Linked DNA regions of Homo sapiens: regions 1, 2, 3, 4 and 6 are each linked to region 5. A link is a contact called in ENCODE Hi-C or POLR2A ChIA-PET data. All regions are on one chromosome and are shown on one strand. Each heading gives the region's core, a stretch centred on a gene start or an enhancer-like site at or near the end of the contact. The rest is flanking DNA. Distances are from core to core; before and after follow the strand shown. Region 1 holds the start of MRPL12 (mitochondrial ribosomal protein L12). Region 2 holds the start of PGS1 (phosphatidylglycerophosphate synthase 1). Region 3 holds the start of SLC38A10 (solute carrier family 38 member 10). Region 4 holds the start of ACTG1 (actin gamma 1). Region 5 holds the start of EIF4A3 (eukaryotic translation initiation factor 4A3). Region 6 holds the start of CYTH1 (cytohesin 1).

Region 1 (2,700 bases), core at 1-2,500, 1.6 Mb before region 5:
CAGTGTCCACAGCTGGCCCTCACACCAGCCGGAACCTACTGAGGAGGGGCAACTAGCCTGGCATGGACCTTGCACCTGGACAAACACACTTTTGACAATTTACCAAACTCCCAAAATACACCAGGAACAAAACACAGGGGCCCTGAAACTTCCAGCCCCTGGGTCTGTGCCACCCTCTCACGATACCTTCAGGAGCTCGTTGAGGTCTGAGATTTCCAAGAGAGTGAGGCTGGCGATGTCCTGGACCAGCTGCTGTATCTTGGGGGGGTACTCCTTGGGGGCGTTATCCAGGGGTGCACCAGCGAGGGCCTCACACCTCTGATGGCCGCTGCTCCTCATATGTCGCACGGCACAGACACATGGCACCTGTCGCCTAGCCCCCACCCCCAATTAAAACAGACTTGTCAGTCCTGGAATGGAAGGGGCTGCAGAAACCAGAGGGGCAGGACAACTGGGGGACTGGTGGGTGCCATAAGCTCAGGCTGGTAATCACTAGGGCCGGAAATTACCTAGCTCCTTGGTCCCAGTCCAGGGTTCTCAGACCTCAAGGGGTCCGTATTGATAAGATTTGCAAGTTACTTTAAATTCTTCAAAGAGCCTTAGAAAGCCACGTGTTTATTTGCAGCCATACCACTCAAACCTCAAGTTTCTGGTTTGAATGAACTACATCAACCCAGCGGTGGCGAAACTATTACTTAGGTGCATCTTCCTGCGCAAAGCCTCCCAAAACATGGGGGCCCCTGGCCGCAAAACGCCGCACCCACGGATGGGCCTTTGCTGCGGAAAAGGCTGAGGCCAAGGGAGGAGCAGGGAATCGTCCAAGGTCATCTGGGGCCGACCCCGGCGCTTTCCACGGCCCAGGAGGGAAGGGGCGTGCGCACCGGGAGGCCTCCTCCCCGCGCCCCCGATGGGACCCCCAAGCCCGGCCTGGCCGCTGCAGGGAGGCCGGCCCCGCCGCCCTCCTCGCCCGGATCGACCCCTCAGTGCCCGGCTGCCCCCTAACCCGCCTGCCGGCCCGGACCGCCCCAGGATCCCGCGTACCTGGCAAGGCGGAACGCAGCGGCCCGAAGCCCAAGGCAAGGCCCCCACAGGGGGCGAGCGGCCGCCGGCAGCATCGGTCCGCGGGCTGGAAGGTCACACGCGGTTCCCCGGGAGGAGGCGACGCTCTAGCCGCCTCGGCCGCCGGGCATTCGAGCTGGGGAGGAACGCTCTAGCCGCCACGGCTGCCGGGCATTCGAGCCGGAAATGACGCTCTAGCCGTACCTCGCGCTAGCCTCGTCTCACCCTGAGATTACCCACAAGGCGGCGCGCTGCGCAGACGCAAAAGCGTCGTCTGTGGCGGCAGCTAGACATCGGGCGACCCTCGTCCCGCCAGGTTTTGGGGTCGCGCAAACGAGCGACGGGGGCTGGGGCTCCGGATTCAGGTGTTCTTTCTTCAGCGCTCACGGGTTTCTGTCCGTACGCGATGCGAGCGAACGTCGCGGTCGAGGCTAGGGCCCCGAAGCCCGCAGTAATCCACGTCTCCCGCCCGCTCCGGGCCCCCAGTGCCGCCGTCGCGGGCGGAGGCGCGAGGTCTGGGCTTTGGCGCCTTCGCAGCCGCAGGCGACATCCTCTTTCCTAGCTAAAGCCCCAAACGCCCAGGTGGCTTCCTGGGAGAGCACGGCTGAGCCTCCGCCTTCAGATCAGAACAGGCAGAGCCTCCAAGGGCGGCTTGGGCCCAGTGCCTGCTTATCCTGCCCGTCTCTCCACACTTCTTCTTTCCCTGTCCGTTGGAGTCCATTCCTTCCTGGAAAAGCCAAAGCCGCGCTCCCCTAAGAGGCCTGGATGTGAAGGTGAGTGAGACGCCCTGGCCTCTGGGTGCAAAGGCCGGCGCCTGCCGCTTTCAACACTCAGGAGGCGCGTTTCAGCCCCGCTGGCCCCCGGCCGCAGACTCGGAGCGCTGAGCTCCCACCGTTCCCATCACCCGACTCCCTTCCCAGGAATGAGGAGCACCCGGGAAGCTTCAGCCACTACACGAAGGAGGCGCCAAGCCCAAACTCCTCCCCAGCTACCGGCGGGGTCAGTGCAGAGCCGCGGAGGGCACACATGAACCCTGGCACGCAGCCTCAGGGAGGGGCAGGCTGGAAATGACCCTGCCTGCAGCTGGGCCATCAGCCTGACCACCTGCCCCCTGAGCAAACGTTGATGCAGGTCGGGCGCGGTGGCTCATGCCTGTAATCCCAGCACTTTAGGAGCCCGAGGCAGGTGGATCACCTGAGGTTAGGCGTTCACGACCAGCCTGGCCAACATGGTGAAACACCGTCGCTACTAAAAATACAAAAACTAGCCAGGCATGGTAATGGGGTGCACCTGTAGTCCAGCTACTCGGGAGGCTGAGGCCCGAGAATCGCTTGAACCCAGGAGGCGGAGCTTGCAGTGAGCGGAGATCACCACTCCAGCCTGGGTGACAGAGTGAGACTCCATCTCAAAAAAATTAATTAAAGAAAAAACGCTGATGCTTTCTGAAATACATTTTATTATCGCTGTACCATTCTGGGGCACTGGAGATGGCAGCTGAGAAGCAGAGAAGCTGGAGACCTGAAGCCTCCACCCTTGGCTGTGGCTGCCGAGAGAGGCCCCTGCAGAGGGAGCCCCAGGCCACACCCAGACACCACAGCCAGCTCACAGTGCGGCCAGAGGGCACAGGCTGCTTGGGGGGTG
Region 2 (2,981 bases), core at 457-2,956, 1.8 Mb after region 5:
AGAATCAGTACACATGACTGGACCCCAGATCTCTGTACTAGATGTCTGACCCCAGGAGGTCAAATCTCACCCGAGGAGTACACGTACAGATAGAAAATCTAACACAATGCAACCTCAACTAAAGGAAGCAGTTCTAAGATTTTTTTTTTTAAAGATCAAGTGTAAGACTCAATTAAGAAACCTATTTGCAGCCGGGCACGGTGGCTCACGCCTGTAATCCCAGCACTTTGGGAGGCCGAGGCAGGTGGATCAACTGAGGCTGGGAGTTAGAGACCAGCCTGACCAACATGGAAAAACCCTGTCTCTACTAAAAATACAAAATTAGCCGGGTGTGGTGGCTTATGTCTGTAATCCCAGCTACTCGGGAGGCTGAGGCAGGAGAATCGCTTGAACCTGGAAGGTGGAGATTGAGGTGAGCCAAGATTGCGCCATTGCACTCCAGTCTGGGCAACGAGTGAAACTCCGTCTCAAAAAAAAAAGAAAAGAAAAGAAAACTATTTGCACACAAGAGAATTTTTTTTTTTTGAAACAGAGTTTTGCTCTTGTTGCCTAGGCTGGAGTGCAATGAGGCAATCTTGGCTCACTGCAAACTCCACCTCCTGGGTTCAAGCGATTCTCCTGCCTCAGGGTCAGCCTCCCAAGTAGCTGGGATTACAGCCATGCACCACCATGCCCAGCTAATTTTGTATTTTTAGTAGAGACGGTTTCACCATGTTGGTCAGGCTGGTCTTAAACTCCTGACCTCAGGTGATCCACCTGCCTCGGCCTCCCAAAGTGCTGGAATTACAGGCGTGAGCCACCACACCCGGCCAAGAATTATTTATCCCCTTTTTTTTAATATTAGCAAGCCTCAGGTCAGCATGTTCTTGGCAAATGTTTATTTTAAAAGACCACTGCCTGAACAAATTGCTCCAAAGCCTACTTCATCATTTACATAACTTCAGTACTTTTCCAGAACACAGGCCCTTTGAAATGTGTAAAAAGTGTTTCGAGTGGCTCCTCTTCCCATGCCTGAGTGTTACTAAGGATTGCTTCACAGCTTTTTCTGGCAGGATGTGAGAAACGCTCTATACACAAAATCCCAGCAACGGTGATTCACTCACAGCCAGGCTTACCTAAGGAAAAGACCCCTCTGAACTCTCCGACACTCACATCCTGGGGCCGAAACCATGATATAAACAGCCTCTGGAGCTTGACCGAAGCTCCCTGAACGCACACACAGTCCCTCTTTTAACGTGTAAGTGCACGGTGGCCGGGGCTCGCCAACAAGCACGGTGTAGACGGGGAGCAAGGACTGGCCGGGCTGCGCAGGAGGCCCGCCGGCTGGACCCGGCCGATAATGGAGCACGAGCCGCCCACCCTCCCTCAAGAAGGCCAGTGAAGAAGCACATAGGTCAGGCGCCGAGCCCCGGGAGGCAGAAATGGGCCCGGAAACCGGGGAGGGACTCGCTGCGGATGCCCAGGACGCTGGGGCCGGGAGTTTGAGCGCCGGGGGGCCGGGCTGCAGCCGCGAGGGCTGCACTCTCATCCCGGCCGCCCCTCTCACCTCCTGCGCTGGCGGTCCCGGTTCCTGCCGAGGCGGTCGGACAGGCGTCCCAGGAGCGCGGCCAGCCCTGGGCGGCCAGGCAGGAGGCCCAGCAGTCGCCTCCAGAACACGGGTCCCGCCGCAGCTGCCGCCGCCACCGCCATGGAGACTCGCCGCTTCCGCTTCCGCTCCCGGCGGGCGCGAACTTTATTGACAAAGGCGAGCGCGGACACGGCTCAGGCGCGCAGGCGCGGAACCCCTGGCTCGGGGAGGGCGGCGCTGCACCGCCCCCAAGCCTCAGTTTCCCCTCTGGGGGACACAGGCGAGGAACAGTGGTCGCGCCGCAGGAGGGGGTCGGAAGCCGGCCCGTTAAATCCGTAAGGGCGCCAGGTGGCCTGCATTCCTGCAGTCACTCGTCACAGGTCGCGGAGGAAAGGATGCGGCGCAGGGGCTCTAGCACCGTCACGCTTGGCTCCAACTCACCAGCTGTCAAAAAAGCTTTTGTTTGTTTGTTTTGAGACAGAGTCTCGGTCTGTGTCCCAGGCTGGAGTGCAGTGGCGCGATCTTGGCGCATTGCAGCCTCGACCTCCCGGCCTCAGGGGATCCTCTCAAAGTGCTGGGACCACTCCCAAAGTGCTGGGACCACCAAAGTGCGTGTGCCACCATGCCCGGCTAATTCTTTACTTTTTTGTCGAGATGGGGGTCTCACTACGTTGCCCAGGCCGGTCTCGAGCTCCTGGGCTCAAGAGATCATCCAGCCTCAGCCTCCCAAAGTGTTGCCATTACAGACATGAGCCACCGAGCCTGACCACTGGCTGTCAAGATTGACTCCTCGGCCGGCGCAGTGGCTCACGCCTGTAATCCCTGCACTCTGGGAGGCAGAGGCGGGTGGATCACCTGAAGTCAGGAGTTCGAGACCAGCCTGGCCAACCTGATGAAACCCCGTCTCTACTAAAAATGCAAAAAATTAGCTGGGCGCAGTGGCCCATGCCTGTAATCCCAAACTACTCAGGAGGCTGAGGCAGGATAATCGCTTGAACCCAGGAGGTGGAGGTTGCAGTGAGCCAAGATCGAACCACTGTACTCCAGCCTGGGCAACAAGAGCAAAACTCCGTCAAAAAAAAAAAAAAAAAAAAAAAAAAAGGACTTCTCACTGATAAGTGAGGGAATTACTGTTTGAGGCTCTAATTGATAGGGTGTTCTTTAGACTTGTACAACACCCCTAAGGTGTTAAACTTGAACAAAGTCTGTTCTTGTACAAAGTCTTGTAACCTGGTTAACGCTGACTCACTAAGGTGCACAGAACCACGGAAAATCCCCACCAGACTGAGAGAGGAATCATTTTTCACCCTGTTAGCCCCAGAGGCTGCAGCTCCATGGCACAGAACAGCCTAAGCAAATCTGTGTGAGATGAACAGTCTTCCACCCTCCTGATATGCCCAAGTACACAGATATC
Region 3 (3,228 bases), core at 334-2,833, 1.1 Mb before region 5:
TGGAATCTGGATTGTGATGTCTCAGGATAGCAGGGAAGAGGGGAAGAAGGTGCTGGAACTGGGGAGGAACTGAAAGGGAGGATCTAAGTCTTCGGTAATATTTTGTTCTTAAAGCTCAATAGCGGGTCCATGGTATTTGCTATTTGTGAAAACATACATGTAAATTGCCCAGCCTACCTCGCATGCATAACATTTGATGAAAATTACATAATAAAAAGGAGGTTATGGAATGTGTATGCCATTTCATTTATATAAAAGTAAATGGGCTGGGTGCGGTGGCTCATGCCTGTAATACCAGCACTTTGGGAGGCCGAGGTGGGCGGATCACCTGAGGTCGGGAGTTTGAGGCAAGCCTGGCCACCATGGTGAAACCTGGTCTCTACTAAAAATACAAAAATTAGCCGGGTGTGGTGGCGGGAGCCTGTAATTCCAGCTACTTGGGAGGCTGAGGCATGAGAATAGCTTGAACCTGGGAGGTGGAGGTTGCAGTGAGCCAAGATCACACCACTGCATATACAGCCTGGGCGACAGAGCAAGACTCTGACTGAAGAAAAAAAAAAAAAAGAACGCAGGCATTTGTTATTTTGCCTGCGTATTTAATTAGTCTTTACCCAGGCATTTCCTCCTGTTCTCCTGAAGGTGGGGCACAGCCTTACTTGGTGGCTGCACTGCCAGTGCCTGAGGAACGGGCCTCTGTTCTAAGACACCTGGTCCTGCAGGTGCTGCAGACACGGCCTCCTTTCCTCCGCCGTCCTCCCCCAGCAGCCTGGAATCACTTGCTGCTTCCCAGCCATTCGGTCTACGCGCTCATTCATTAGACTCAGAGTGAGCAGCTAGGTGCCAGGAATCCACAGATCTATCGGGACCCTTCTCTGTTCTCTCCTCTCCCCGGTCTCCATTTCTACCCGAGGAATTCTCATTTGTCCTTCAAGCTCCAGCCTAGAAGCCACCTCCTTCTGGAAGCCCTCCCGGGTTTCCCTGTTCATGTAAGCCTCCACCTCTCCTGTCCCCTCCAGGAATGTCCCTTGCTCTTTTCGTGTGAAAAGGTGAAGTTCAACATTGCCACTGATCTGGGCGCAGTTCGGCAGGGCACCGCCTCCCCTTGGAGCTGTGTGGCCTTAGCGGAGTGGCCGAGCCTCTCTGTGCCCAGCGTTTCATTCCTACCTCCTAGGTGCTAATTCCTCACAACAGACTATTTTTCGGCTGAGGCAGTCAGGGCCCCCGCCCCCGTGCCCTGGCGCCAAGCACTCGCCCCAGAATCGGTCCTGGGAATAAAGGTCAAAAAGGAACCCTTAAACCCGCTCCTCCCCGGAAGGCACAGCGCCTCCCCTTCTCTCCAGCCCGCGACTGCCCATCCAAACCGAGGCCTCGCGGGGCGAGTCCCTTGTCCTCCAGCTCGTTGAACTGGGGCCCCGGGCACAGGTCGGCTGGACCAGCTTGGCGAACCGGACAGCTGCGAGACCCTCAGGTGCCCACCGGCCCAGTTTCCGCCCGCCCCTCCGGGCCCGCCTCTCATTGGCTCGCGTCCCACCAAACCCTACCCCCTGGCCGTCACTTCCGGGCAACGGAGCCCGTGGAAGGCGGAAGTGTGAGCGCCGCGGCGGCAGCTGAGTTGGGCTGAGGTGTCCCTAGCTGGCTCTGCGGCTCTTCCGGGTCTGGGCTCGGAGATTCACAGGCGGCCCGCGAGGCCGAGCGAGGGACGCATGGCCCTGAGGCGGCCGCAGGGCTTGGCGGGGTCCGGAGGTTGACCTCGCCCCCGCAGCCGGCCTTCGAGGCTGCCTCCTCCAGGCAGCCTCTGGGGCCCGCGCCCGCGCCTGCTCAGGCTCCCGTGTTCAGGCTGCCCATCCCCTCCCCACCGGCGTCCCGGACGTTGGGACCTGTGACCGTGGCCTCGGGCTGGGCTTCCAAAGCCGGCCGCAGCCCGGCGACCCCCGAGGCCTCTCGCCCCGGGCCCCTAGACCTCTCACTATGACCGCGGCCGCCGCCTCCAACTGGGGGCTGATCACGAACATCGTGAACAGCATCGTAGGGGTCAGTGTCCTCACCATGCCCTTCTGCTTCAAACAGGTGAGTCCGGTGGGCCCGGAGATCACCGCCCTCGCCTCCCCCGCAGAGGGGGCGTCTGGCTGGGTCGTCCTGGTTAAAGTTCCCGCCGGGGCAGGGCTTCGCTGGGCGGGTGCAGGCGGCCGCGGGCGGGGCGACCCTCTGGGTCCCGGCGCAGTTCCCGTAGAGAATCCGTGGATGAGAAGCGCACGGCGTTGGCCCTGGCAGCCCTTGTCAGCCCGGGCCGGAAAGTTCCCCACACTCAAAAACTCGATACCGAAGCAAAGTGTAACAAAGCAAAATGATCCTCCAGAATCGGAAGGGAACGGTGGGACTCCGTATTTTTACATTTTATCGTGTTTTTAAAAACTCTGACCCAACTGCACCTGTCTTCAGAAGCACACAACTCACCACTCCCAGGCTTCGACACTAGATAGGGACCTTGGTTGCAAGGTGATTAAAAACATCCACCAGGTTATACACCTAAGATCTGCGTTTCACAAAAACCGCACATTTGGCAGGGGGTGGTGGCTCACACCTGTAATCCCAGCACTTTGGGAGGCCGAGGCGAGTGGATCACCTGAGGTCAGGAGTTCGAGAACTGCCTGACCAACATGCTGAAACCCCATCTCTACTGAAAATACAAAAATTAGCCGGGGGTGGTGGCACATGCCTGTAATCCCAGATACTTGGGAGGCTGAGACAGGAGAATAGCTTGAACCTGGGAGGCGAAGGTTTCAATGAGCCGAAGGTTGCAGTGAGCCGAGATCACGCCATTGCACTCCAGCCTGGGCGACAGAGGGAGACTCCGTCTCAAAAACAAAAACAAAAAACTGCACATTTGATCTAATGTGTGCAGACGTTACCACAGTTGGAAAAAATCTCAAATACAAAAAGTTTAGCGTCATTCCAGCATTGAATAACACATGAAAGAAAATGGCCATTTCTAAGTGTCATCTGTTTAATCTACAATAAACAAGCATTTAGTGCTTTGGAAAAGAAAGGCTGACTGAAACGTTACCAAGTAGGTAGAAAAATGAAAACAACATGTATATTTTGAAACAAAGTGGCACCAGTAGTTTAATTTTAGATTAGCTTAGCAAACACTGTGTTTTTCATATTCATTATCTTTGGAATAAAAATATCCAAAAAATTTTTTCAGCCTGGGCAACATAGTAAGACCCC
Region 4 (3,089 bases), core at 590-3,089, 1.4 Mb before region 5:
GGTGGCGGGGAACCCGGGGGTCTCGAGGCGCCAGCCTCGCCCCCGCCCCCACGACCCTGGCGGCCTCGGGTCCGCAACGTGGGGAAGAAAGGTGGGGGACGGGGACGCGCGCCCGGGGCCGGCACCTCCCCGCACTTCCTAGACAAAGAAGCTTCGGAGGAGACCAGAGACCCGGAGGGGCAGGGTCCCCGGCCGGCCCGGAGCAGAACGTAGTGTGGGGTGAACGCAGGATGGAGGGGCTTGTGGCTATTCCCCACCCGCCTCGTGTCCCTCGGTGTGTGACGTCGCATCTTGGGACCCCCCAAGTGGAAGTCCTCACCCGGGGGTCGAGCAGGCTGTGTGGTTCTGCCCAGGGACGCGAGTCCGGGTGGGTCTGTTGGAGGCCCAGCCCCGGCTTCGCCACGGGAGGGAACATACCTGACAGCCTTGCCCGGGCCCCCGGAGATTCTGGGCCTGGGGGCGCTCAGCACCCCTGGGAGGCCTGGGGCACGGGGGCCTTAGGCACGGGTCTCGGCGTCCGGGCTGACTGCAGCCCGCAGGTGAGCTGGGCCGGCCGCCTTGCCCTGACTCGCTGTTGTCACTCCCAAACACGGGGTCGCGAGCTAACGTTGCAGGGCCCCGGACTCCGCGTGGGGACCCCGGCCCCGCCCCCCAGCCTGTCGAGTCAATCTGAACGCTCTGCGACCTCGGGCGAGTCCGTCCCCTCACTGCGCGGCCTCACTGCCACCCCTACGCGGCCGGCGCTCCAACCCTGAAAATTCCAGCAGCGCACAAGGAAACCGTAGTGCCGGGCGCCTCTCGGGGTGTAACCAAAGCACCGGCGCCGCTCCTGGCGAGGAGTGAGCGCCCTGGACAAGCCTGTGGCTAAACCCACGCCAGCCCTGATCGCTGCTCTTAACTAGCATCGTAAACAGAAGAGGGTATCCCCCCGACCGCCCGAAGCTGGGGAGCCGACCTTCAAAAAAGTCAGGGCTCCCATTGTCTACCTCAGTTTCCCTATAATGTCTACAGGTGACCAGAATGAAACAAAGGCCTCACTCCACACCACCTTCTCAGCACATAAGGGGGCGGGGTAGCCCCAACCCGGAGCGCGCGCCTGGGGACAATCAGGCCTGTGATTTGAGGGGCAGGGATGTGTCGGGTCGGGTAGAAAGGGGCCTCGGTCTTCAAACGAACGGAGATCCGGGGCAGGGCGCCCCGTGGAGGGACCTGCATGGTGGTGGCTGCGCTTGGGGACGGGCGGGCTGTTTCCTATGGTGACCGGGGCGAGGTGAGGGCTCCTGAGAGCTCCCCCGCGCCCAGGGACGCAGAGCGTCGCGGACCCCCGCCGCGCCCCTTCCTCAGCCCGGCACTGGCGCCCGAGATCCTCGTGGAGCCCGAGGGGAAAGATTGCAAGGGACGTCCCAGGGAGCAAAGCCCCGCAGCGTGGCCGGGGACTCGGGGACCCACCCCAGCTCCGGCGCGGCCCCGCCCCGGGTCAGGCAGTTTCGGGGCGCAGCAGGGCCCTCCCCACGGCGCGGCAGTCCCGGGGAGGGGCCAGGCCCGTCAGCCCTTCGGCCCTCCCGGCGACCCTCGGAGGGCGCCCCAACTCAGACCCGCCCGCCGGCCCGCGCAGGGTCGCGAGCGCGCGGGGGTGGCGCGGGCGGGGCCGTTGGGAGGCGGTGCGGGCTGGGGGCGGGGCGGGCCGGGGCCCCACGTGTCCCTGCCCGGCGGGCCAATGGGTGCCCGGCTTTCGGAAAGATCGCCATATATGGACATGTTCTGGGGCCGCGCGCGCCGCCGGGCCGCGCGGGCGCGCCGCTTCCGCTTAAATAACGGCGGGGGAGGCCGCGGTCGGTCTCAGTCGCCGCTGCCAGCTCTCGCACTCTGTTCTTCCGCCGCTCCGCCGTCGCGTTTCTCTGCCGGTGAGCGCCCCGCCCCGGGGCCTGAGCTGGACGTCGCAGGCCTGCGCCCCCCGACCCCGGCTGGCCCCGCTTCCAGCTGCCGAGGCCTCGTCGCGCCTTCCCCGGGAACAAAAGGCGGGGTGGGCCGGGTCAGGCGGACGGGGCTGGGGGGGCGCCGGGGGTCCAGGGCGGGGCCCGGCCGCAGTGCAGACTTCCGAGCCGTGGACGTTACGTAAAAGGCCCGGCCTTCGGTTCCAGGCGGTTGCGATCTTGGAGGCCACGGCCGCTGGGGTTGGGGCAGGGCCGAGGCTTCCCCGCGGGAGGGCATTAGGTGGCTGTGGGGAGGGGACCGTGTTACAGACGCGCCCGCCTGAGTCCATCCTTTTCCGGGCAGGTCGCAATGGAAGAAGAGATCGCCGCGCTGGTCATTGACAATGGCTCCGGCATGTGCAAAGCTGGTTTTGCTGGGGACGACGCTCCCCGAGCCGTGTTTCCTTCCATCGTCGGGCGCCCCAGACACCAGGTGAGTGGATGGCGCCGCGGGGCTCCTGGGTTCTGCGTTGCGGGGTGGGTTCGGTGTCGCCGGCGAGGCTGACGGGTCGTCCCCTGCAGGGCGTCATGGTGGGCATGGGCCAGAAGGACTCCTACGTGGGCGACGAGGCCCAGAGCAAGCGTGGCATCCTGACCCTGAAGTACCCCATTGAGCATGGCATCGTCACCAACTGGGACGACATGGAGAAGATCTGGCACCACACCTTCTACAACGAGCTGCGCGTGGCCCCGGAGGAGCACCCAGTGCTGCTGACCGAGGCCCCCCTGAACCCCAAGGCCAACAGAGAGAAGATGACTCAGGTGAGGCTCGGCCGACGCCCGTGCTCCTCCCGTCCTTTCCCCAGTCATTTTCTGCCCGGCTTGATTTCTGACATTTAAGTGTTTCTTTCGCTGTTCCAGGCTCTGTTCCTCTCCCGGCATTTCCTCCCTGAAGCCTCCAGGTTTCTCATTTGGTTTCTGCCTGCGTTCTTTTCTTTTCTCCACACATCACACTGGCATGCAGCATGTTGTGGCGTGTGAGCATGGGGTGGCCGTGGGTCTCTGTCCCTGACTAAGCCGCCCCTTGTCCCTTCTCAGATTATGTTTGAGACCTTCAACACCCCGGCCATGTACGTGGCCATCCAGGCCGTGCTGTCCCTCTACGCCTCTGGGCGC
Region 5 (3,068 bases), core at 176-2,675:
AAAAAAAAGGACAGAGCTGGCGCTCGTGGAAATACAATTTTCCCAAAGTTAAAAACATGATTCTCAACAGCATGAACTGCCCTTCAAAGATGATGGAGCTGCTTCAAAAGGCGTTAGAGGAGCTGGGTACGAAGAAGCACTTAAAGTGTCAGATAAGAAAGCGGTTAGTGGCTGCGCGTGGACACCTGTGGTCCCAGGTGCTCTGGAGGCTGAGGCGGGAGGATCGCCTGTGCTCGGGAGGTGGAGGCTGCAGTGAACCGAGATCGCGCCATGGCACTCCAGCCTGGGCGACAGGGCCAGACTGTCTCAAAACAAACAAACGAACAAACAAAAAGCAGGTTAAGATGCACAACTGGTTAAAGTTCTGCTGGGCAATTAAAAAATGATCCCGTCTGGGTTATCTTTGCTGCAGGACACGCATTAGCAGCACCGTCTACTGACAAGTGGCCTTCATTAAGAGCAAATTGCAGGCTCAGCATGTATTTTATTTATAACAGCTGCTTGCCGGGCACAGTGGCTCATGCCTGTAATCCCAGCACTTTGGGAGGCCAAGGCAGGCGGATCACCTGAGGCCCCGCAGTTCAAGACCAGCCAGGACAACCCTAACCCCCGCCTCCCCCAACCCCGTCTCTACAAAAAAATTTAAAAAATTAGCCGGGCGTGGTGGCGCGCGCCTGAGGTCCCAGCTACTCCAGAGGCTGAGGCGGAGGCTACAATGAACCCTGATCCTACCACTGCACTCCAGCCTGGGCGACGGAGCGAGACCCTGTCTCCAACTCACCAGGCAAACGGTGAAGACACACCCAGGCGCGTCCCCTAAGAGGGACGCCGGCTTCAGGGGCCCTGGCCCTCCCCAGCGCAGACCCGCCGGAGCCCAGCGCCGCGCCGGGGCCCACCACCGGCGGCCGTGAGGGTTTCCACTCGAATCTCCCCGGCGAGCTGGGCGCCTCCACTACGGGTCTGCGACGCAGTCCACCCACTGCGGGCCCGAGAGAGGACCCGTGCTCGTCATTTTTATTCGAGGCGGGGCTATCTGGGGACCCCGCCCGGAGCGGAGGCCCCTCGCGGCCCCAGCCTGTTTCCAGGGAATTCAGGTCCACACGCCGCTCAAAGAACCTCAGCGCCCCAGTCCGCGAAATCCCGCGGCCGGTACGAAACACCGCCAACTTTAGAAGTACCACCCCCTCCATCCCTTTCGTAAGGAACTGGGTGCCCCGCCCTCAACGAGATCCCGCGGGAACTGCATATGGCGCGAGAGCAGAAACACCTTACTTTTCCCTGCGGCAAACGCCCAGTTCCCTTTCACGTGACGAAGAGTGCCCCGTCCCCCAGAGGCGTGGCCGCGTCGCGCGTACGCACGTACGCACGTACGCACGCACGTCTCTCGCTTTCGCATACTTAAGGCGTCTGTTCTCGGCAGCGGCACAGCGAGGTCGGCAGCGGCACAGCGAGGTCGGCAGCGGCACAGCGAGGTCGGCAGCGGCACAGCGAGGTCGGCAGCGGCAGCGAGGTCGGCAGCGGCACAGCGAGGTCGGCAGCGGCAGCGAGGTCGGCAGCGGCGCGCGCTGTGCTCTTCCGCGGACTCTGAATCATGGCGACCACGGCCACGATGGCGACCTCGGGCTCGGCGCGAAAGCGGCTGCTCAAAGAGGAAGACATGACTAAAGTGGAATTCGAGACCAGCGAGGAGGTGGATGTGACCCCCACGTTCGACACCATGGGCCTGCGGGAGGACCTGCTGCGGGGCATCTACGCTTACGGTGAGCGGGCGCGGGCCGCGGGGGCCAGCCGGGGGCGAGTCGGGGGCGAGCCGGGGGCTGAGGGCCAGACTGGTGACTCCCGGGCCGGCCCTGCGCTCCGGAGGTCGTGGTCAGGGTCGAGGCTCGGGGGCCAGTGACGTCCGACCCCCACCCCCACCCCCGTCCTCGCCCTCACGCCTGGCTGTGTCGGCGCTTTCGGTGTGTGTCCCCCGTGCAGAGCTCGGCGCTGGGTCTGTCGGGGGCTGCAGCCGCTTCGAGGCACCTCAGCGTCCTTCATTCAGCAGATAACTGATTTCTACCTATTAGCTTTTCTAGGTACTGGGGTTTTGGCGGTAAACCGGAAGGGTTTGCGCCTTTACGGGTTTTGAATTTCGTTTGGGGGGAAAGCATACTGTCAGGTTGCCCAGGCAACCTGAAGAACCTGAAGCGGGGTAATTGAATAGAGTGGGACTGGGAAGGAGGAGAGAATTAGTAAAGCAGAGAGGTAAGGGGGTTCGCAGGAGGGGGTGCCATTTGAGCAGAGTTCTGGATGAAGGAGACTGTTATGAGAAGAGGGAAGAGCAGTTGGGGCAGAAGGAACAGCTGGTGCCAGGGCCTTGCAGCCCTTAGCCAGCTGCATTCCAGGAACTGAAAGAAGTCCCCTGTGGTGGGATTTTGGAGAGCTAGTCGGGGCAGATCTAGCAAAGACGTGTAGGGTGACGAATAATTTGAATTTCATTTAGAAATCTAGTGGGAAGCCAGTGGAAGGTTTTAAGTAGCTATGTGACACGATCACATTTACAGTTTTAAAGATTCTTCTGGGTGTCTGTAGATTTGAGGTGAGGCGAGGCAAGGCAGGAGAGGAAACAAGAGAGTTGGGAGCTTTTGCTGCAGTTCAGGGAAGAGAGGATTGTGCTGCCTTGGAGATGGAGTACCAGGGAGCTGACAGCATTGGCTGATGGATTGAACGTGAGTGACAGAAGGAGGAGAGTTGGAGTGTTTTGAGTAACCGGTGGTTGATGCTGCAAACATTTGGCTAGGTAGGCAGCACTCCAGAGAGTCAGAATCAGGAGCTGTCTCTTGGTATGTTTGAAAGATGTGAGGAAGTTGAGGGAGAGCCTGGAGAAGAGGTTGGGTTGGGCACATAGATGGGAATGACCAGCATCTGGGATAAATGGCCTGTGTTTAATGCTTGGGACAGGGACATTTTTTATCCTGTAGTTCTCTTCCTTTTCTTTCTTCCTTTTCCTTCTGACAGTCCTGCTCTTGTCACCAAGGCTGGAGTGTAGTGGCATGATCTCAGCTTATTGCAACTTCCACTTCTGGGGC
Region 6 (2,972 bases), core at 22-2,521, 1.4 Mb after region 5:
GAGTCATGATGGTGCCACCGTACTCTAGCCTGAGCAACACAGCGAGTGAGACTCTGTCTCAAAATGAATAAATAAATAAAAGAAAAAGAAAAATAGTAAAACTCAGGACAGGTGGGCCCACAAGGAAAGAGTTCTGTGGCTTTTACTCCCGTTTTTTGGTTGGTCCAAAAAATTCCCAGCAGTCCAGGGATCTCTGTGGAGTTCTCAGTGAGTGTTCTGTGTAGGGTGCAGGAGCCACAAGTGACTGCAGGGGGAAAGGGGGGTTCTGGTGCTGGCATTCTGCAGCAGTGGGATTGTCCTCTGTCATAAAGAAAGAGAAGGCCGAGCGCGGTGGCTCATACCTGTAATCCCAGCACTTTGGGAGGCCGAGGCAGGCGGATTATTTGAGGTCAGGAGTTCGAGACCAGCCTGGCCAACATGGCGAAACCCCGTCTCTACTAAAAATACAATTAGTCGGGCCTGGTGGCACATGCCTGTAATCACAGCTACTCAGGAGGCTGAGGCAGGACAATCGCTTGAACCCGGGAGGCGGAGGTTTCAGTGAGCCGAGATCGGGCCACTGCACTCCAGCCTGGGCAACAAGAGCGAAACTCGTCTCCAATAAATAAATAAAATCCAAAACGCTGGGACTTGAAGTGCCCTCCTTTCAATCTTGACCCAGGTAAAACTCAGGACAAATAAAAAGAAGTAGAAGCAGTAAACTTAGGACATACAGCATGTAAAGGTTCTGAACGCAGGAGTAAATGACTTCAAATAGCTTTTGTGGCCTTTCGCCAAGGACCGGGCCCTCCCTGGCAAGCTGGGGCCGGGTCTGACCTTCCAGGTTGGCGTCAGCAAGGACCACCCTGCCCTTCAGTGGCCGGACACGACCTTGGGCTTTCGTGCAGTAGCCTGGCTGCAGGCCAGGTCGAGTCCGCCACCCCGGGGACTTGCACCGCCCTTCAGAAACCGAAACCTGCTCGGCCCCAGGAGGCGGACCGGGAGAAGGGGGGGGGGTGTGTGTGTCTCGGGACGGGGGCGTGGTCTAGAGGCGGGGGCAGGGGAGGAGCCTCGGGTGGACGCGCGTGCGCAGGCCGGAGCCTCGGGAGGAGGCCGGGTACCCGGGGTGCGGCGCGCGCGGGAGGAAGGCGGGGCCTCGGGCGAGGGGCGGGGCCTCGGGCCGGGGGCAGGGGGCGGGCGCAGGCGCAGGCGCGGGCGGGCGGGGCGCGGGGCGCGGGGCGCCGGGGGCGGGGCTCCGAGCCGGGCTGAGGCGAGCGGGGGCGCGGGTGGCGCGGCGGGACGCGAGCGGCGAGCCGGAGCGCGGAGCCCGGCTCCCGCACCATGGAGGAGGACGACAGCTACGGTCAGTGCGCCCCGGCGGCGGACGCTTCCCCCTCGCTGTCCCCCAGTCCCCTCCGGGCCCGGCCGTCCGGCAGCGCTTGCGGCGGCTGGCGTTTCCCGGGGACACTGGTGCGGGACGCGGAGCCCGGGGCGACCGGCGGGCGAGCGGTGCGCGGGGCCCTCGCGGGGCGGGGGTCGCAGGGGGTTTTGAGGGATGAGGGTCGCCGGGGCCGGGGTCGCTGGCGGCGCTGAGGGATGTGGGTGGCTGGGGCGGGGGTCACAGGCCGGGCTCGCGGTCTCGCGGGGCCAGGGGTCGCCGCGAGCTCTGAGGAATGAGGGTCGTTGGGGTCGCGGGGCAGGATCTCAGGGGCTCTGAGGGATGAGAGTCGTTGGGGTCGCTGGGGTCCCCGGGGCAGGGGTCGCAGTCCGGGTCCCGGGGGGCCGAGGGGTGGAGGTCGCTGGCCCTGCCGCCCCTCTGCGGGGCTCGGGGCGGACGCGCGGATGGCCGGGCCCGCGTTCCCCGCAGTTTCCGGCCGCTCTCGGCGTCAGCGAGTTGTGCCCGGTCCACGTCTTTGTTCAGAAATGAGAACGGGGAGCGGCGCCGCCGGCGAGGCGCGGGCTCCGGGACGGCCCTGCCCGCGGGAGTCTGGGCCCGGTAGCCGCCGGTCCGGTGCGTCGCCGCCTGCCGAGACGCGGGTGTGGAGCCCGAGGGGCACCGCGGTGGGGACGCCGCTCCTCCCCTGACTGGGGACTTGGCAAGCGGAGCCGCTGTCCCGCTCCCTTCGCTCCCGCGCGTTGAGGCTGCTGGCCCAGGCCAGGGGTGCCTCCCTCCAAGAGTTTGAAATTGCAAGGGTTGCAAAAGGTTGTTTGACATGCTGTAGTTAATTTATTAAGTTTGTTCATGAGGAATTAAAAGGAAGAATGGCAAATAGAACAAGTGGTGAACTTTTGTGGTTTGGTAGCAAAGTACAAATAAAGCAGAACTCTGTGGCCAAATGGAACCCAATTCTAGTTTAATAACTAATGGGACATTTTTCTTTTTTTTTTTTTTTTAAGAGACGAGATCTCGCTCTGTCACCCAGGCTGGAGCACAGTGGCGTGATCGTAGCTCACGTCAGCCTCTTGAGTGGCTGGAACCATACGCACGCCACCATGCCCGGCTAATTTTTTATTTTATTTTATTTTATTATTTTATTTTATTTTATTTTATTTTTGAAACGGAGTCTCACTCTGTCGCCCAGGCTGTAGTGCAGTGGCGCCATCTCGGCTCACTGCAACCTCGGCCTCCTGGGTGAGCTGAGCGATTCTCCTGCCTCAGGCTCCTGAGTAGCTGGGACTACAGGCGCGTGCCACCACGCCTGTCTAATTGTTGTATTTTTAGTAGAGACAGGGTTTTGCCATGTTGGCCAGGCTGGTCTTGAACTTCTGACCTCAGGTGATCCACCCGCCTCGGCCTCCCAAAGTGCTGGGATTACAGGCATGAGCCACCGCGCCCAGCCCTAATTTTTTACTTTTTTAAAAGATGGGGTCTTGCCATGTTACCCAGGCTGGTCTTGAACTCCTAGACCCAAGCAGTCCTCCCACCTCTGCCTCGCACAGTGTTGGGATTACAGGCCTGAGCCACCACACCCAGCCCACTTGTTACCTTATAA

The links. Hi-C counts contacts between places; a loop is a spot of excess contacts on that map. ChIA-PET counts read pairs that join two places held with the same protein, here RNA polymerase II (POLR2A). Pooled maps may share reads with other maps.
Region 1: a pooled map shows a loop between it and region 5 (11-fold over the local background). The contact joins the promoter of MRPL12 here to the promoter of EIF4A3 in region 5. A Hi-C loop is called at or near these places in 5 of 50 pooled maps. POLR2A ChIA-PET finds 5 or more read pairs at or near these places in 2 of 52 experiments (activated CD4-positive, alpha-beta T cell and activated naive CD8-positive, alpha-beta T cell).
Region 2: a map with no recorded cell type shows a loop between it and region 5 (7-fold over the local background). The contact joins the promoter of PGS1 here to the promoter of EIF4A3 in region 5. A Hi-C loop is called at or near these places in 1 of 37 single-sample maps with no recorded cell type and 2 of 50 pooled maps. POLR2A ChIA-PET finds 5 or more read pairs at or near these places in 1 of 52 experiments (GM10248).
Region 3: a loop to region 5 is called in a pooled map, with 9 times the contacts of the local background. The contact joins the promoter of SLC38A10 here to the promoter of EIF4A3 in region 5. A Hi-C loop is called at or near these places in 1 of 37 single-sample maps with no recorded cell type and 7 of 50 pooled maps. POLR2A ChIA-PET finds 5 or more read pairs at or near these places in 1 of 52 experiments (activated CD4-positive, alpha-beta T cell).
Region 4: a loop to region 5 is called in a pooled map, with 18 times the contacts of the local background. The contact joins the promoter of ACTG1 here to the promoter of EIF4A3 in region 5. A Hi-C loop is called at or near these places in 1 of 37 single-sample maps with no recorded cell type and 8 of 50 pooled maps. POLR2A ChIA-PET finds 5 or more read pairs at or near these places in 1 of 52 experiments (activated CD4-positive, alpha-beta T cell).
Region 6: a pooled map shows a loop between it and region 5 (6-fold over the local background). The contact joins the promoter of CYTH1 here to the promoter of EIF4A3 in region 5. A Hi-C loop is called at or near these places in 1 of 168 maps with a recorded cell type or tissue (ovary) and 4 of 50 pooled maps. POLR2A ChIA-PET finds 5 or more read pairs at or near these places in 1 of 52 experiments (T-cell).

What each region holds. Positions count from the first base shown.
Region 1 is chr17:81,701,917-81,704,616 of GRCh38, reverse strand. MRPL12 (mitochondrial ribosomal protein L12) reads right to left here and starts at 1,250. Exons shown (of 5, transcript NM_002949.4): 1 at 1,042-1,250; 2 at 187-373. The coding sequence starts at 1,115. It overlaps HGS (hepatocyte growth factor-regulated tyrosine kinase substrate), which reads right to left. Exons shown (of 22, transcript NM_004712.5): 22 at 2,496-2,700. RefSeq lists a silencer at 883-1,262 and enhancers at 1,163-1,766, 1,753-1,822, 1,767-2,370.
Region 2 is chr17:78,377,374-78,380,354 of GRCh38, reverse strand. PGS1 (phosphatidylglycerophosphate synthase 1) reads right to left here and starts at 1,706. Exons shown (of 10, transcript NM_024419.5): 1 at 1,547-1,706. The coding sequence starts at 1,689. RefSeq lists a silencer at 1,421-1,660 and an enhancer at 856-1,817.
Region 3 is chr17:81,293,662-81,296,889 of GRCh38, reverse strand. SLC38A10 (solute carrier family 38 member 10) reads left to right here and starts at 1,583. Exons shown (of 16, transcript NM_001037984.3): 1 at 1,583-2,067. The coding sequence starts at 1,969. RefSeq lists an enhancer at 918-1,007 and silencers at 1,668-1,937, 2,038-2,107.
Region 4 is chr17:81,511,549-81,514,637 of GRCh38, reverse strand. It overlaps ACTG1 (actin gamma 1), which reads left to right and starts at 1,839. Exons shown (of 6, transcript NM_001614.5): 1 at 1,839-1,904; 2 at 2,278-2,406; 3 at 2,496-2,735; 4 at 3,012-3,089. The coding sequence starts at 2,284. RefSeq lists silencers at 1-193, 414-603, 1,234-1,713, 1,914-2,083 and enhancers at 734-783, 814-1,093, 2,304-2,393.
Region 5 is chr17:80,145,485-80,148,552 of GRCh38, reverse strand. EIF4A3 (eukaryotic translation initiation factor 4A3) reads left to right here and starts at 1,425. Exons shown (of 12, transcript NM_014740.4): 1 at 1,425-1,760. The coding sequence starts at 1,592. RefSeq lists enhancers at 1-56, 57-770, 771-1,483, 1,484-2,198 and silencers at 767-956, 1,797-1,846.
Region 6 is chr17:78,780,572-78,783,543 of GRCh38, reverse strand. CYTH1 (cytohesin 1) reads left to right here and starts at 1,271. Exons shown (of 14, transcript NM_004762.6): 1 at 1,271-1,342. The coding sequence starts at 1,321. RefSeq lists silencers at 1,012-1,171, 1,212-1,491, 1,752-2,151.